Linked DNA regions of Homo sapiens: region 1 is linked to region 2. Evidence: chromatin loops called from intact Hi-C (ENCODE). Cell type or tissue: heart right ventricle. All regions are shown on one strand. Each heading gives the region's core, and the rest is flanking DNA. Links, peaks and the distances in the headings are about the cores only.

Region 1 (8,000 bases), core at 1-8,000, 140 kb after region 2:
TCCCCTCCTCTGAGAAACCCAGAGCTAACGAAACACCTCAAAGCATTCAACTTCATTTCCTCTTACCCGGCATTCTGCTTCTATTGGTTTGATGAATGGGGAGCCACACATGGTCTGGGTCTTTATCACGTGATCATCAAGTAGCATTTGAATGTCATCAATTGCACACAAGATGTTTGTATCCTGTAAATAAAGATGCCCCACCCTGTCAAGATTGTGAAACCTCCCCATTTTTCTTTTCCTTTTTTAAAAATTTATTTATTTGAGACAGGGTCTCCTCACCCAGGCCTGAGTGCAATGGCTCAATCCTAGCTCACTGCAGCCTCAAACTCCTGGGCTTAAGGGATCCTCCTGCCTCAGCCTCCCAAGTAGGTAGGACTACAGGCATATGCCACCATGCCTGGATTTTTTTTTTTAAGACAGAGTTTCACTCCTGTTGCCCAGGCTGGAGGGCACCAGCAGAATCTCGGCTCACTGCAACGTCCACCTCCCAGGTTCAAGTGATTCTCCTGCCTCAGCCTCCTGAATAGCTGGGATTACAGGCAAATGACACCACGCCCTGCTAATTCTGTATTTTTAGTAGAGACAGGGTTTCACTACATTGGCCAGGCTGCTCTCAAACTCCTGACCTCAGGTGATCCACCCGCCTCGGCCTCCCAAAGTGCTGGGATTACAGGCATGAGCCACCACACCCAGCCTGGATATTTTTTTTAAGAGATGGGGTCTCACTGTGTTGCCCAGGCTGGTCTCGAACTCCTGGCCTCAAGTGATCCTCTTGCCTCAGCCTCCCAAAGTGTTGGGATTACAGGCTTGAGCCACTGCATCCAGCTACCTCCCCATTTTTCATGCTGATCCCTTAGGACCTCCCAGCTCAGAACTCCACTCTCATGGAGTAGGAATCTATGTCTTGCAGGGAATAGGACTTCTACTTTCTTCCTTGAAAATGTTATTAAAGATATTTAGGCTGGACAAGGTGGCTCATGCCCATAATCCCAGCACTTTGGGAGGCTGAGGTAGGAGGATCGCTTGAGTCCCAGAATTCAAGACCAGCCTAGGCAACATAGCAAGACCCCATCTCTAAAAATTTTTTTTTTAAAAAGACATTTATTGTCCACCTCCTTTGCAGAAGTCAAATACAGTCTAATCCAAGACTCATAGACATAATCTGCTGGGGAGGAAGATTTCTTCCCCTTTCCCTATATTCCTGCTTCTTCACTTGCTTTCCTGGCTCTCCTTTCCCTTGGGTAGGAAGATCGGCTGCTAATCTGACTGGTTAGGCCTAGACCTGCGGTTTCCACACTGTGAACTGATGTGCCCCGGGGCACCGCAGCCAACTCAGAGTGAATGATTCTGGTTATTTAAAAATAAAATACAGCTATTAGTTTTTCTTTCATTGTAGGTGTATTTTTTTCAAACAGTGCCTAAGTTGTTAGAGCATAAATCCTTATTAAGTTGTTTGGACCTAATTACTGCATAAACAAAGCTATTAGGTATTTCTTTTGGCCTAAGGGCACTGTGAAAAAAGTACTTAGACACAAAGCCATTGTGAACCAAGAAAGTTTGGGGACCTTTGTTTAATTAATTAATTAATTAATTAATTTTAATTTTATTATTATTATACTTTAAGTTTTAGGGTGCATGTGCACAACGTGCAGGTTGGTTACATATGTATACATGTGCCATGTATTTATTTATTTATTTTTGAGACAGTCTTGCTCTGTTGCCCAGGCTGGAGTGCAGTGGCATGATCTCAGCTCACTGCAACCTCTGCCTTCCAGATTCAATTCATTCTCCTGCCTCAGCCTCCTGCGTAGCTGGGATTTCAGGCAAGCACCACCACACCGGGCTAATTTTTGTACTTTTAGCAGAGATGGGGTTTCACCATGTTGGCAAGGTTAGTCTCAAACTCCTGACCTCAAGTGATCTGCCTGCCTCAGCCTCCCAAAATGCTGGGATTACAAGCATGACAGGCACGAGCCACCATGCCTGGCTTGTTTTATACATTTATTGGGTCTTTTTTGAGACAGGGTCTCACTCTGTCACCCAGGCTGGAGTGTAATATTGCAATCATAGCTTACTGCAGCCTCAAATTCCTGGGCTCAAGCAATCTCCCTGCCTCAGCTTCCCAAATAGCTTTCCAAGTAGCTGGTGCACATCACCATACTCAGCTAATTATTATTATTATTATTATTATTATTACTATTATTATTATTATTATTTTGTAGAGAGGGGGTGTTGCTGTGTTACCCAGGCTGTTCTCGAACTCCTGAGCTCAAGTGATCCTCTCACCTGGACCTCTCAAAGTGCTGGGATTATAGGTGTGAGGCACCAAGCCTGACCAAGTGGTCCTGTTTTACAAGTAGGTAAGGTCTAAGGTGTGCCTTAAAGGCCAGGCCCTGTGGGTGGCACTTTTTCTCCTGGGCCATTGTGGCAAGCAAGCTGACAAGGGTCTGACCCTGGGGCAGGTTTGGTCTTTCTCGCTCTGTTCTCACTTCTTTCAAGTCTAATCTAGGAGGCTAAATTTGGGCCTAGCATGTATTCTCTTATCTATGTTTTACCAGTAGCTCAGCATTGGGAGGTATGTTGGGCTATTAATAAAGTGGTTTCTTGATCCCCATTTAGCTACTGATCCTTGTCTGTAGTTACTTTAGGCAAAAACTCTGCAGATTGGCCAGGTATAAGTGAGCTGTTCCCCAGGTCTCCTAGCTTATACTCCTCTTGTCACCCCAACAGCCTCTATAGCAGTGTCTAATCCAAGCTGATCATGCAGCCACGCTTCTGAGACCCATGGTGGCTGGGTCACCCTTGCTGGGAGAGGCTCAGTAATGAGGCCCTGTGCCCTCAGCTCTCTTCCCTCTCATCAGATCATGTATAGTTCTGTTGGGTCTCAGAACATGATACCCCGAAGCATTGCACCTTGATTTGCTGAGTATTTTGAACTGAAGGACATTGGAAGGCCTTGGAAGCAAGATCTTTCTGTCCATCTTTTTCTGCCTTTCTCCTGCTCCTTTATCTTTCCCCTAAGACAGTCCATAGAAACTAAACTCCTCTTGCCCGAAGCAAGCATAAAATCCTGAAATATCACTCTGACCAAGACAGCCGGCCATAAGGAAATTCTCTGAGCAACCTTGTCTGATAGTGGGTCACAAGACTGTCGTTCCTGAGGGGGTCTTGCCCTATGCCTGGGAGGAAGGACTGCTACACAGAGAGACCAAGAAGAATCTCAACAGCAGGTCTTGCTAGGCTTCCCATGGAGTCTAGACCATTATACCATACGCTTTTGTTCAATTTCATTTCCATACAGCTGTCCATTCTTCATCAAACCTAAGCCCCAAAACACAGTTTTCCCTGGGTCTTCACTTTCGATGGTTCCAAAGTCATGTAAAACTTTGATTAAATAAAATTTTAATGCTTTTCTCTTGTTAATCTGTCTTTTATTATAGGAGTATTGGCGGTGAATGACCTTCATGCTAGGTGAAGAAAGGGATCACACCTTTTCACCCCTACAGCTCTTCCTTGAGTGAAATCAAGACACTCCAACCATTTAAACTGAATAGGGAAAGAAGTCACAAGTAGATAACATGCAGCCTGGGGAAGGAGGGAGGCTTGGGAGCTTTTGGTTCTCAATCTACATTGCACATGAGAAAAACCAGGGGTGCCTGAAAAATACAGATGCCCAGGCATTCTGGGAGGGGAGGAGCCAGGAAGAATCCATTGGGAGATTTTAAAGCATTCCAGATGATTCTACAATGCAGGTTTGGAAGCACTGCTTTAGGAATCAATGGTTGGGCCTGGCGTGGTGGCTCACACCTGTAATCCCAGCAATTTGGGAGGCGGAGGTGGGCAGATCACTTGAGGTCAGGAGTTCAAGACCAGCCTGGCCAACATGATGAAACCCCATCTCTACTGAAAATATAAAAATTAGCTGGGCATGGTGGCGGGCACCTGTAATCCCAGCTACTCGGGAGGCTGAGGTATGAGAATCGCTTGAGCCTGGGAGGCAGAGGTTGCAGTGATCCGAGATCACGCAGTTGCACTCCAGCCTGGGTGACAGAGCAAGGCTCCATCTCAAAAAAAGAAAGAAAAAAAGAACCAATGGTCTGCAGGATGTGTGTATCAACCTGTTGCCTCCATGATTTACAGCTCCCCAAGAGCTGCAACCCTCATCCCTACCTCACACCCTATCCCAAAAGCAAGCCAGACCCTAACGACAGCTGAGCAAATGCTTTGGGTGTGTAGCACCTTCGCATGCACTGTACAAACTCCTGTGTTTTCTACAAGTGCAAGTGAAAAGAAAGAAACCTACACCCTTACTATTCAAAATTGATCAATATTATCTGGGAGCTTGTTAGATCTGCAGAATCCTAGATTCCATCCCAGACCTGCTGAATCAGAACCCGCATTTCAACAAGATCTCCGATGATTCCTGCATGCATTGACATCTGAGAAACACTAGTCATTGTCTGCCCCTGTGCTTCTGACGGGACTGGGAAGCTTTGGAATGGTGTACAAGCCTGCACCTTCACTGGGAGGTGCTGATTTAGAGGCTTGCTTGGTTCCTTTGCACTGAGAAAGCCTCTTGCTCTGAATCAAAAGACTTGTCTGATTTGAAGAATGAATCTCTTCGGTGGTGCTGACAGGAAAGGTGACTGACACAGAAAGGCAGACAGTAGGAAACAATCAAGACATGAGCGATTATTTCTCTGTGAGTTCTGTTGCCATTCTGAATGAATCGTTTCTGTAATCTATTGCATAATAAATGGGGCTGCTTTCAAAAGGGGCTGCGGTTGCAGTGAGACTCACAGTGTCCCTGTATTTCACGAAGCTGAACGTCACGTTAACCCAATCCAACTTCATTCTATCCAAGTTTTTCTCCAGAGAGTATTCCTTGCTGGCAGCTGCACCAATGGGCTCCAATCTAAAGAGAGAACACAGCAACAGCAACATCAACAGGAGGCAGAGAAGACACATCAAAGGAGGAACTTCAGGCCAGGCATGGTGGCTCATGCCTGTAATCCCAGCACTTTGGGAGGCCGAGGAGGGAAGATTGCTTGAGGTCGGGAGTTCGAGACCAGCCTGGGCAATATAGCAAAACCCCATCTCCACTAAAAACACAAAAATTAGCCAGGTGTGGTGTATGCCTGTAGTTCTAGCTACTCAGGAGACTGAGGTGGGAGGATCGCCTGAGCCTGGGAGGTAGAGGCTGCAGTGAGCTGAGATCGTGATTTCACCACTGCACTCCACTCTGGAAAACAGAGTAAACCCTGTCTCAAAAAAAAAAAAAAAAAAAAAAAAAAGGGAGGAATTTCAGCTCAGTCTTAGGAGAATCTCCAAAAGCCCTTAATTTGACCAAAAGGTTTACTATCCTGCTCTAAGATCTGCCAGCTACCGCCAGTGTTTTGCAGGGTTTCTCACCCTTGGCACCGTTGACTTTTTGGGCTGTGTTATGGGTTAAATATTGTCTCCTCAAAAATTCATATATTGAAATTCTAACCCCTAATATCTTGGAATGTAACTCTATTTGGAGAAAGGATCTTTAAAGAGGTAATTAAATTAAAATAAGTCATGAGGGTGGGCCTTAATCCATTATAATTGGTGACCTTATAAGAAGAGATTAGGACACAGACACACAGAGGGAAGACCATGTCAATTCATAGGGGAAGACAGCCATCTGCAAGCCAAGGAGAGAGGCCTCAGAAGCAACCAACCCTGCCTACAACTTGGCCTTGGACTTTAAGCCTCCAGAATTATGAGACAATAAATTTCTGTTGTGTAAGCCACTCAGTCTGTGGTATGCTGTAAGAGCAGCCTGTTCAACAAAAATTATGAGAGGTCATTATTCCGGACTGAGCTCCTGCACTAGACCCCAGCAGACCAGACCAAACCAAAATGGAGTCACTCACGCTAAATGGCATGTAATCAAACTGAATCTTTAAGGAAGGAGATAGATCCCAGAACAGGACAGTTTTTCCTGAAAACAGGAGATTCCAGTCTACCTGACTCAGAGAATAAGGAAGTTCCCTCTGCTTGAACCCTCATAAAAAAATAACCTGACATTAATTAATCCTTTTTTTTCATATTGTTCTGTTTCCTTATAAAACTTACCATTGTGCTACTGCCCAGTGGGAACTCTCATTCTATTTTGGAAAACAGAGGCTGCCCTGATTCACGAATCTTGATTAAAAGCCAATTAGACTATAACTCAATTTGTTGCTTTGTCTTTTGATGAGACCTAGCAAACTCACATAGGCTGAAATAATTGTCATGGGGAGCTGTACCGTACCTTCTAGGGTGTTGAGCAGCATCCCTGGTCTCTACCCACTAGACACCAGCAGCAGACTCCCCAGCCCTGCCCCATCTTTTGCCAGTCATGACAACCAAAAATGTCTCCAGATATTTCCAAGTGTCCCTTAAGGGTGGGAAATGGCCCCCAGTTGAGAACCACTGTTGTAAGGTCACTAAAATAAGACCTCTTCTTTCCATCTTTGTTTATGCCTTATTTGCCCATATTCTGATTTCTTTTATTTTTTTTTCCCCCAGATGGAGTCTCACTGCGATGCCCAGGGTGGAGTGCAGTGGCATGATCTTGGCTCACTGCAACCTCTGCCTCCCGGATTCAAGCGATTCTCCTGCCTCAGCCTCGCAAGCAGCTGGGATTACAGGTGCCCTCCACCACACCTGGCTAATTTTTGTATTTTTAGTAGAGACGGGGTTTCACCATATTGGCCACGCTGGTCTTGAACTCCTGACCACAAGTGATCCGCCCGCCTCGGCCTCCCAAAGTGCTGGAATTACAGGCGTGAGCCACCATGCCCGGCCAGTATTCTGATTTCTTATTCAGATTTTGAACCTCTGTTAATTTATGTGATGGCTCTTGCTCTACTTCCCATCCCTTCCCTTTTCAAAAACACCTACTATTTTCCTGATACTGGGTCCACCCGTCCATGGCCCCTCTATTCCACAGAAAGGGGCATAGAGGGAGAGAGAGAAGAGGCAAACAAATTCCTTTCTTCTTGTTTCCACATGGAGATCTGGGTCCTAAAACCGAGGTGTGGCAAAGAATTGGAAAGCCAAGTTCTTGGAAGTGGAAAGAGGGACTGTTCTCTCTGCCTCAGCCCTGTCTTTCATTGCATCCTTGAGTGTAGAAGAGACCATCTGATATTTACTCATAGGTCAGGAAACCAACGCTCAGAGGAAGCAAGTGACATGTCCAAAATCACAGAGCCAGGGAGTCCTGGAACTGGGTATTGACACCAATTCCTCCTAATCTGACTCCTACCCTGGTGTTTCTTCTTCCACCCTTATGATATGCCTTCTCCCTTCTCTTACTTAGAAAGAGCAATAGAACTAGGCCAGGCACGGTGGCTCACTCCTGTAATCCCAGCACTTTGGGAGGCCAAGGCAGGTGAATCACCTGAGGTCAGGAGTTCGAGACCAGCCTGACCAACATGGTGAAACCCCGTCTCTACTAAAAATACAAAATTAGCCAGGCATGGTGGCGCACGCCTGTAATCCCAGCTACTCAGGAGGCTGAGGCAGGAAAATCGCTTGAACCCGGGAGGTGAAGGTTGCATTGAGCCAAGATCATGTCATTGCACTCCAGTCTGGGCAACAAGAGTAAAATTCCGTCTCAAAAAAAAAAAAAAAAAAAAGAGTAACAACTAATAGAACTGTTCATATGTGTTCAATCAAATAGGACCAATTAAATAGAGCGGAGAACCCTCATTTAGCCTCTAGAAGGGAGGAAGATTAGGAGCAGAAAATTACAAACAAGGACTGATCAGGACCTCAGCAGCGTGGTCACTGACTTAAATATGGCCTGTGAGAGGTGACCAAAATGAGTGTGCATATAGGGAATAATTAATAAAGGCAGGTGCCAGCCCAGATTAGTATGAGACAAAGAGTCACAAGGCCCAGCCTCCAGTACTCACTGGCTGTGTGGCTGTGGCCAAGTCACTTGACAGGCCTCAGGTCCCCATATGCCCCTATCACAGGCTTTG
Region 2 (9,899 bases), core at 1,900-9,899:
TATGAGCTGCTGCAATGATGATGAATATGATTCTTCATATTATTGTTCTTATTCAGATTCATCTGCCTCCAATGGGCCTTACCCCACTCCGAGGCCGGGGACTTCGAAGCCAAGAGAAACTGAGGAAACTTTCCAAACCAGTATATCTCAGATCTCATGATGAAGTTTCCTAATCTAGAGGAAAGTTTATTTCTGCAAATGATGAGCCAACTAGTTATTGAATGTAAACCAGATGGCAAAACACTTCTTGATTAGGGGCAAAAATTCAAATGTCTTCTTAAAACCTCCACAATTGATTCTCCCCCTGTGATGTAAACTTAGATATCCCTAGAGTTTCTCAGCATCTTTCTTCCTGAGTGGATGGCATTATCCCTAGAGGTCATGGACCTTACATCCTCACTGCAGTCACCTTTGGAAACAAGACCGAGGCCTGTAGAAGGAAAGCGGAAGGATGTAAGAGCTGTTCATGGGAATTCCATTCACCACACATGCCAGCTGATGCAAAGAAATTTGCCAGTCACTGGAAGTTACTGTGGCTACTATAAAACTATGTACCACTCTCAGAATATTCTTAGGCTTTTTTTTTTTCAAGTTATAGATTTGCTTAAAGTGAGGTTTTTTGGTGTGTGCTTTTTTGTTGTCTTTTGACCCTTCCAGTTTCCAGACAAACTTGTCTTAAAAAGTGCATCATTGGATTGACCATGGTTTTTCATGAAATTTTATGAGATTTCTGCCTTAACAAAATGCATATATTCCTTATCTTAAAGCCTGTCATTACTTAGGATGCACTTATAGGATCTGAAAAGCTCACTTTAAACTCATACTACATTCGTTACGAGTATTTTACGTTAACATAATTGAAAAGTACAAGGTCCAAGCTGGCTTTCAAATTATGTCTAAACAGAAATGGGACAAATAGACTTGAAAATAGAAGGGATTTATTCCACCCCTGCAAGGGTAGAGTCAGGTGAGAGTCCCTTGGTGAGTCATTTGTACATCAGTGTCATTTCTTCTTAACCTCTGAAGAAGATGGGCATCAGAAATAAAGACAAAGCACTATCAATTTTTGTCTGTCTATTCTTTTTCAAAATGGACTCCTGACCCTCAGAAGAAATAGCTGGAACCTACTCCTATGAGGAAGAGCACACGTTTTCACACTCACTCAAGGTAACTTATCACAGGGTTTGGCAATAACGTAGGGAACAAATATGATGCTGTATCAGTGGAGTAATAGTATATGTATATATATAAAATTTTTTTTTTTGAAACGGAGTTTTGCTCACATTGCCCAGGCTGGAATGCAATGGTGCAATCTCAGCTCACCGCAACCTCTGCCTCTTGGGTTCAAGCAATTCTCCTGCCTCAGCCGCTCGAGTAGCTGGGATTACAGGCATGTGCCACCATGCCTGGCTAATTTCGTATTTTTAGTAGAGACGGGGTTTCTCCATGTTGGTCAGGCTGGTCTTGAACTCCTGACCTCAGGTGATCCGCCCGCCTCAGCCTCCCAAAGTGCTGGGATTACAGGCGTGAGCCACCACGCCAGGCCTCAGTGTGTGCATATTTAACACAAATGCAACTAGTACACTTTGTGCTGCTATAATGGAATATCTAACACTAGGTACTTTATGAAAAACAGAGATTTATGTCTTAACAGTGCTGGAGGCCAGGAACTACAAGATTGAGGAGTCTGCACCTGGTGAGGGCCTTCTTGCTGTGTCGTTATAAGGCAGAAGGCATCACATGGTGAGAGAGAGTGAGAGAGGGCCAAACTCACTTTTATAACAAACCCAGTCTCGTGATAATGAACTCACACCTGCCATTATGACATTCATTCATGAGGGCAGAGCTCTCATGATCTAATCCCCTCTTAAAAGCCCTACTTCTCAACACTGTTGCAATGGTGATTAAGTTTCCAACACATGAACTTCAGACGACACATTTAAATCATAGCATTCTATCCCTGGCCCCCAAAACTCATGTCATTCTCACATGCAAAATACATTCTATCCCAGTAGCCCAGAAGTTTCAACTTGTTTCAGTGTCAACTCAAAAGTCCAAATTCCAGACTGATCTAAATCAGATATGGGTGAGGCTCAAGGCACAATTCATCCTGAGGTAAATTTCCCTCCAGCTGTGAGCCTGTTTTATCTACTACCAGGATACAATTGCAGGACAGGCATCAAATAGGCATTCCCATTCCAAAAGGAAGAAATAGGCAAGAAGAAAGGGGTAACTTCCCAAGTGAGTGTAAAACCCAAGATAGAAAACAATATCAAATCTTAAGATAGGCCAGACATGGTGGCTCACGCCTGTAATCCCAGCACTTGGGGAGGCCGAGGCAGGTGGATCACGAGGTCAAGAGATCAAGACCATCCTGGCCAACATGATGAAACCCTGTCTTTACTAAAAATACAAAAAATAGCTGGGTGTGGTGGCACACACCTGTAATCCCAGCTACTCGGGAGGCTGAGTCAGGAGAATTGCTTGAACCCAGGAGGTGGAGGTTGCAGTGAGCCAAGATCACGCCACTGCACTCCAGCCTGGCAACACAGCGAGACTCCATCTCAAAAAAAAAACAACAAAAAAAAAAACTGAAGATATCAGAATACTCATCTTTGACTGCATGTCCTAAATCCTGGGCACACTGGGGTAGGAAATTGGCCCCCCAAGGCCTCAGGCAGCTGGACTCGGTCTATGCAGCATCTCTCATGGGTTGGAATCTCATGCCTGCAGCTATCTCAGGCTGGAGTTACACACTGGCGGCCTTACAGTTTGGGGCCTCAAGAACTGCCCCACTCTCATGGCTCCACTAGCCATTGCCCTAGTGGGGACTCTGAAATGGCCCTGCCCCTGTGACAAATGTCTTCCTGAGTCCCCAGACTGTCTGCAACATCCTTTGAGATGGAGGTGGAGCCTGCCAAGGCACCACAGCACTTGTTTTCTGTGCACCTGTAGAATTAGCATCACATGGATGCTGCCAAGGTTCACGGCTTGTACTTTTACAAAAATTATCTTTTTAATTGACACATTGTATCTAAACAGAAATGGGACAAATTGTACATTATAATTGTATATATTTATAGGGTGCAATTTGATGTTTCAATACATATATATATATATATATAATGATACTGATCTACAGCTTGTACTTTCTGGAGTGGCAGGACCCATGTGGGCCCATTTGAGCCATGGCTGGGGCAGCTGAGCTTGGAATTTATCTGCACCTCTCTGGAAACCTTGCCCTCAAGGTCCTAGCTTGCCTCAAAGATCTCTGAAATGCCTTTGGGGTTATTTTCCCATTGTCTTGATGAATAAACCCTGGCTTCCTTCTACTCATATTAATCTCTTTTAAAAGGGCTGCTTGACCAAACCCTTAATTTTCTCTACTGAACATGCTTTTTAAAAATTCTTTAAATCCAGGCACAGTGGCTCATGCCTGTAATCCCAGCACTTTGGGAGGCCGAGGTGGGTGGATCACCTGAGATCAGGAGTTCGAGATCAGGCCAACACGGCAAAACCCCGTTTCTACTAAAAATACAAAAATTAGCTGGGCGTGGTGGCGGGTGCCTGTAATCCCAGATACTTGGGAGGCTGAGGCAGGAGAATCGCTTGAACCCAGGAGGCAGAGGTTGCAGTGAGCAGAGATCATGCCACTGCATTCCAGCCTGGGCAACAGGCTGAGAATTTTCCAAATCTTATTCTGCTTCCTTTTTCATCACACATTCCATCTTTAAGTCATTTCTTTCTTCTCTCATTTTACTATAAGCCACCAAAAGAAGCCATTCAAAGCCTTGAATGCTTTGCTGCTTAGATATTTTTTTTTTTTTTGCCAGATATGTTCATCACTCTTAAGTTCTGCCTTCCACAAAGTCCTAGGACATAGACATGGTTCCACCAAGTTATTAGCAACTGTATAACAAAGATGGACTTTACTCCAGTTTCTAATACCTTGTTCCTCATTTCCATCTGAGACCTCATCAGAATGGTCTTTACTATCCAATTTTCTACCAACATTTTGATCACAACAACTTAAGTAGTCTCTAAAAGATTTAGGCTCCTACTACAGCTCCCGTCTTCTGAGCCCTCACCAGAATTGCCCTTAATGCTCCATTCACAGCAACCTAGGCTTTTTCTAGCCTGCTCCTCCAAATTCTTCCAGCCTCTACCCATTACCCAGTTCCAAAGCTGCCTCCACATTTTCAGGTTCTTGTTATTGCAGCAGCCCTACTTCTTGGTACCAATTTTCTGTCTTAGTTCATTTCGTGCTGCTGTAACAGAATACCTGAGACTGGGTAATTTATAAAGAACAGAGATTTCTCTCTTACAGTTCTAGAGGCCACGAAGTCCAAATTTGAGGAGCCCACATCTGGCGAGGGCTTTCTTTCTGTGTCATCATATGGCAGAAGTCATCACATGGTGAAAGACAGTGAGAGAGAGAGCTGAACTTTTATTTTTTAATTTTTATTTATTTATTTTTTTCCTCTGATAACAGAGTTTTGCCCTTGCTGCCCAGGCTGGAGTGCAATGGCACGATCTCAGCTCACTGCAACCTCTGCCTCCTGGGTTCAAGCAATTCTCCTGCCTCAGCCTCCCAAACAGCTGGGATTACAGGCGCCTGCCACTACACTCGGCTAATTTTGTGTGTGTGTGTGTGTGTTTTGTTGTTTTTTTGTTTGTTTGTTTTCTTGACAAGTCTCGCTCTGTCACCCAGGCTAGAGTGCAGTGGCGCGATCTCGGCTCACTGCAAGCTCCGCCTCCTGGGTTCAGGCCATTCTCCTGCCTCAGCCTCCCAAGTAGCTGGGACTACAGGCGCCCACCACTACGCTTGGCTAATTTTTTTTTTTTTTTTTTTTTTTTTGCATTTTTAATAGAGACGGGTTTCACTATGTTGCCCAGGCTGGTCTCGAACTCCTGACCTCAGATGATCCACCTGCCTCGGCATCCTGCAGTGCTGGGATTACAGGAGTGAGCCACTGCGCCCGGTCTGAACTGACTTTTATAACAAACCCACTCTGGCAATAACATTATCTGTGACCTCCTGACCTAATCACCTCCTAAAGGTTGCACTTCTCAACACTGTTGCTTGGGGATTTTCTAACACATAAACTTTGGGGGATACATTCAAACCACAGCAAAGCCTTTGGTGAAAAGAGACAGAGAAATGTAAATATGCTGGCAGGTGTTCTGGCCTTCCCATGGCCATTCAGTGAGCACATAGCCCAGCCTAGCTTGAATTGAGAGACATGAATCTGCTGTTCCTTCAGCCACTCTCCTTCCAGCTGGTCTCATTGTAGAGGCATTTCCCTGTCCAGAGATGGTTCTAATGTCTAAAATTAATTGTTTCCCATGCAACATAGGGCTTATGAAATCAAGCCAACTACTTCATCTGGTGGTCAGCCAGTGAAACCCATCTGTTTCTGCTTGGAGGAAAAACTGGCTGTGCTGGACCAAGTGAGACATGTCTCTCATCTCCATCATGGGAGATGGGAAAGTTCCTTTCTAAGTAACTCAAGGTGATTTTAATTATTTGCATTTTTGCCTTACTCTACTGAGTGTAGAAATCAGCCTTCTCACCCAGCCTTTTCAGGATGAAAGTCCATCTCATTGCTAGCCAGCCTTTGAGCATCTTCCATTTGCCTTAGTGTGAATTTTACATGCCTAGCCCCTTTGCAAACATGTGTATACTGTTACACAAAAGCATAATTGTCAATTTACTCTCAAACCTTCCATGTAACCTGTGTTCTGTTCTTAATAGTATTTTCCTCACTTTCTCTCCAAAACTATAAAATCCCCATCTTGAGTCTCTCAAAGGCAGAACCCACCTTCCCTACATCCCCACCTTCAATGTAATTATCTTCCAACACTGATAAGGACTGAACCTAACTGCTTACCCAAGAGCTAGATTTTTTTTTTTTTTTTGAGACAGAGTTTCACTGTTGTCACCCAGGCTGGAGTGCAGTGGCACAATCTTGGCTCACTGCAACCTCCACCTCCCAGGTTCAAGCAATTCTCGTGCCTCAGCCTCCTGAGTAGCTGGGATTACAGGCGCCCGCCACCACACCCAGCTAATTTTTGTATTTTTAGTAGAGACGACGTTTCACCATGTTGGCCAGGCTAGTCTTGAACTCCTGACCTCAGGTGATCCGCCTGCCTCAGCTTCTCAAAGTGCTGGGATTACAGGAGTGAGCCACCGCACCCGGCCCCCAAGAGCTAGATTTTTAAAGAACAAGGACTAGCTTGGTGACAAGGTTTGTCTGATGTCATCTGCTGAGCTATTTATAGGCAAGGCCTGCAGCTTCTCACCGAGCTGATCTCTGGCCATCTCTTCCCCAGGACTCCAGCCTCTAACTCACCATGATTTCTGAATAGCATATTGCTCTTTCACAGGAGGAGACATTAACTACCACATTGGCCCGAATAGAAAATGACCTCAAATTTCAAGCAGTCTTTCTCTTCAAAGTAGAGAACATTTTTTAAATTACAAAAATTTAATCCATCATATGAAAACAGTCTGTCCCTTGACCCCTGAGGAATGAGACCAGTCCCTGCCTCCCTCAGCTTTTTGTTGCTGAAGCTGTGGTTGGAGAACTATAATTAAAATTCAGTTGTTCTCTTAGCAACCCCCTCACTGACAGCTCCTTTACAGCTTGCGTTGTGATTTACCTACCAGTCCAAGAATCAGGGATTTGAGATCCTGACCATCCTTCTATCCAAAATGACTAACAATCTTATTTGGAACAATAGGATAGTTCCAGCTATCTGTTCATTCTGATTTTTCCCCCATTGGAGAACATTTATATTTCTTTCTTGAAAAAATAGCTTTTGACCGGGTGCAGTGGCTCATGCCTGTAATCCCAGCACTTTGGGAGGCCAAGATGGGTGGATCACTTGAGGTCAGGAGTTTGAGACCACCCTGGCCAACATGGTGAAACCCTGTCTCTACTAAAAATATAAAAAAATTAGCCAGGCATGGTGGCAGGCACCTGTAATCCCAGCTACATGGGAGGCTGAGGCAGGAGAATTGCCTGAACCTGGGAGGCGAAGGTTGCAGTGAGCCAAAATTGTGCCACTGCACTCCAGCCTAGGTGAGAGAGCAAGACTGTCTCAACAACAACAAAAAAGAAATCAAAGACCCTGATTCAAAACATTTCTTCTAGTGAAGAGGCAGAGAAGCCAAGGCCAGACACATGAAAACCCCCAAACAGTCTCATGTCTTTGCTCAACTACGAAGTGACCAAGACAGGGCCCTGAAATAAGCCACTTAGTGCCACAAGACTACATGAGAGAGTTAGTGAAGAAGTAATGCATCAAGAATGTGATTTTTATCTCCCTCAAGAGTCTCTTCCAGCTGGCCCTGGGGAGAAACAAGTGATTGAAATTTCTTGGACATAGTTGTGTAGTTGGAGCTACACATCTCTTCTAAGATTCTACATCAAAACAGAGCCAAGTCCTTGGCAGGGAGGCAGCGTGTGGCGGTGAAAAATGCATGGGTTCAAGAGCCAGACCAGCACAAACCAGGCTTTGCAGTGTGAAAAAGCTGAGCGATTTTAGGGACGATAATCTCTCTGAACCTCCAAGGGAGAGGACAGGCCTTCCCACCACAGAGGATCAAGTGAGAAATCTAAAGGCCTGGGCACAAAGCATGGCATATAGTAGGCATGCAATAAAGATTGCTTCTCTCACCTCCCCTTTCCTCGGGAAATTTCCACCCATCTGTGCAGGCTAGTAGAGAAACAATTGCGTCCCAGTTCTATCACTGACTAGCTGTGGAACTTTGGGCTAGTTTTCTAAATCTCTGCATTTTCCTCTGTAAAGTGGAGATAATGATAACACCTCCCATCTAAGATTGTTGTGAAAAGTGCATTTTATTTTTTGCCCTTAAATACCAAAAAGAGTCCATTTTAAATGTATCAAGGGGCTTAGCAAATAAAAGTGGCCCAAACCTCTGTCAACCTTTGAGAGGCCTTGGTGGTCTCCCTTATGGATAGACTAGGAAAGAAGTGATTGAAATTCAATGACAGTTACAGCAAAATAAAAAGAAAAAAAATAAGACTGGGTGCGATGGCTCACGACTGTAATCCCAGCACTTTGGGAGGCCAAGGCGGGCGGATCACTTGAGGCCAGGAATTCGAGACCAGCCTGGCCAACATAGCAAAACCCCGTCTCTACTAAAAGTGCAAAAATTAGCCAGGCATGGTGGTGCACACCTGTAATCCCAGCTATTTGGGAGGCTGAGGCACGAGAATCACTTGAACCTGGGAGGCGGAGGTTGCAGTGAGCCGAGATTGTGCCACTGCACTCCAGCCAGGGCAGCAGAGCAAGAAACTGTCTCAGAAGAAGAAAATCACCATAAGGGAGCTTAGCCAACTGACCAAGAGTCTGTGTTGAAGAGTCCCACTGCCTGTATTCAGATACTACTTGAGTAGCTATCTGATTTGGGGGAGATTACTTATCTTCTCTGTATCATGGTTTCTGCAGCCATAAAATGAGGATAATAATAATAATGTACTTTATAGAGTTGCTAGGAAATACCTGGCTCATAGCAATTGCTTTATTAATATAATTGTCATCAACATCATCACCACCACCATCATCAAGAATGAAATGCCTTCGTTCTCACTCATAGGTCGGAATTGAACAATGAGAACACTTGGACACAGGAAAGGGAACATCACACACCTGGGCCTGTCGTGGGGTGGGGAGGGTGGGGGGGGAAGGATAGCATTAGGAGATACACCTAATGTAAATGATGAGTTAATGGGTGCAGCACACCAACATGGCACATGTATACGTATGTAACAAACCTGCACGTTGTGCACATGTACCCTAGAACTTAAAGTATAATAATAAAATAAAATAAAAAGAATGAAATGCCTTTTGGCCAGGCGCGGTGGCGCCTGTAATCCCAGCACTTTGGGAGGCCAAAGGGGGAGTGGATTGCCTGAGCTCAGGAGTTCGAGACCAGCCTGGGCGACATGGCAAAAGCCCTGTCTCTACTGAAAATACAAAAAAATAGCCTGGCATTGTGGTGTGTGCCTGTAATCCCAGCTACTCAGGAGGCTGAGGCACGAGAATCACTTGAACCTGGAAGGCGGAAGGTGCAGTGAGCTGATTTCATGCCACTGCACTCCAGCCTGGGTGACAGAGCAAGACTGTCTCAAAACAAAAAGAATGAAATGCTTTTTATTTTCTGTCTTGAGACAAATGCCATCAGTTATCCAGCTGGCACAGTGAGGCCACCCCTCGGTTTATCCAGTGCTTCTGGGGCATGTCTGTTGGAAGCTCAATGGAGAGGACATAGTTGGTAGAGTGGCCTGTGGTGGAGAGGGTTCCTCTGCGGGCACTTGTTTTGTAGACTGGACACACATAGATGTCCTGATGCAGAAACATTGCGCTCTCCCCAGGTTTCAGCCAAATGATGGGCAGTGGGTCATAGAGGATTTTGGGGAGAGATTCCCCAATCTGCATCGTTTTCCTGTCCCAACGGGCACCTTCTAAGAAGAGCCCTTTGATGTAGGCCCCATCTTCGGGGTTATTCTCCATCACTGTTTCTTGTGGGGTTACCTGGAAGAATAAAAAGCTATGAGCTCCATTGCCTGCCATTTTCCTACATGGGCAGCTTTAAGAGCCTGGAATCTTCTGATACTCAAAGTGCAACCTGGTTGCAATATCTACCTCTCCCAGGATCCAGGGACAATGGGGCTTCTGTGATAATATTCCTGCCCACCATACATGGGCCAGGCCTGACTCCTGGTCAGTATGCTGCCCTTCCCAATGGTGGGCTAGAGAATGCACTCAAGTAGGAGTCACATTATTCTAACACATTACCTCTAACTAGCTTAGTGATTGCACAATCCCTTCCCTTTCTGGATCTGGATTTATAAAGTGAGGGGTTAGAT

The links. A loop is a pair of places that touch in the nucleus more often than their neighbours do. Peaks named below come from ENCODE experiments on the same cell type or tissue, not always from the same donor. Only the 100,000 strongest peaks of a DNase experiment are listed, where the experiment ranks them.
Region 1: it touches region 2 in a loop (2.2-fold over the local background); 10 of 110 quality-filtered maps call a loop at or near these places.

The regions. Positions count from the first base shown.
Region 1 is chr16:21,070,644-21,078,643 of GRCh38, forward strand. DNAH3 (dynein axonemal heavy chain 3) reads right to left here. Exons shown (of 62, transcript NM_001347886.2): 21 at 4,804-4,918; 22 at 67-183. Among named protein-coding and RNA genes, the nearest start is that of DNAH3, 76 kb to the right of the region's middle. In heart right ventricle, for the core only: no CTCF peak of the experiment used is centred there; no DNase peak of the experiment used is centred there; H3K27ac peaks cover 472 bases.
Region 2 is chr16:20,923,944-20,933,842 of GRCh38, forward strand. It overlaps DNAH3 (dynein axonemal heavy chain 3), which reads right to left. Exons shown (of 62, transcript NM_001347886.2): 62 at 9,168-9,564. The coding sequence ends at 9,211. LYRM1 (LYR motif containing 1) reads left to right here. Exons shown (of 4, transcript NM_001128302.3): 4 at 57-1,063. The coding sequence ends at 173. Among named protein-coding and RNA genes, the nearest start is that of LYRM1, 28 kb to the left of the region's middle. In heart right ventricle, for the core only: no CTCF peak of the experiment used is centred there; a DNase peak (open chromatin) is centred at 6,252; H3K27ac peaks cover 2,539 bases.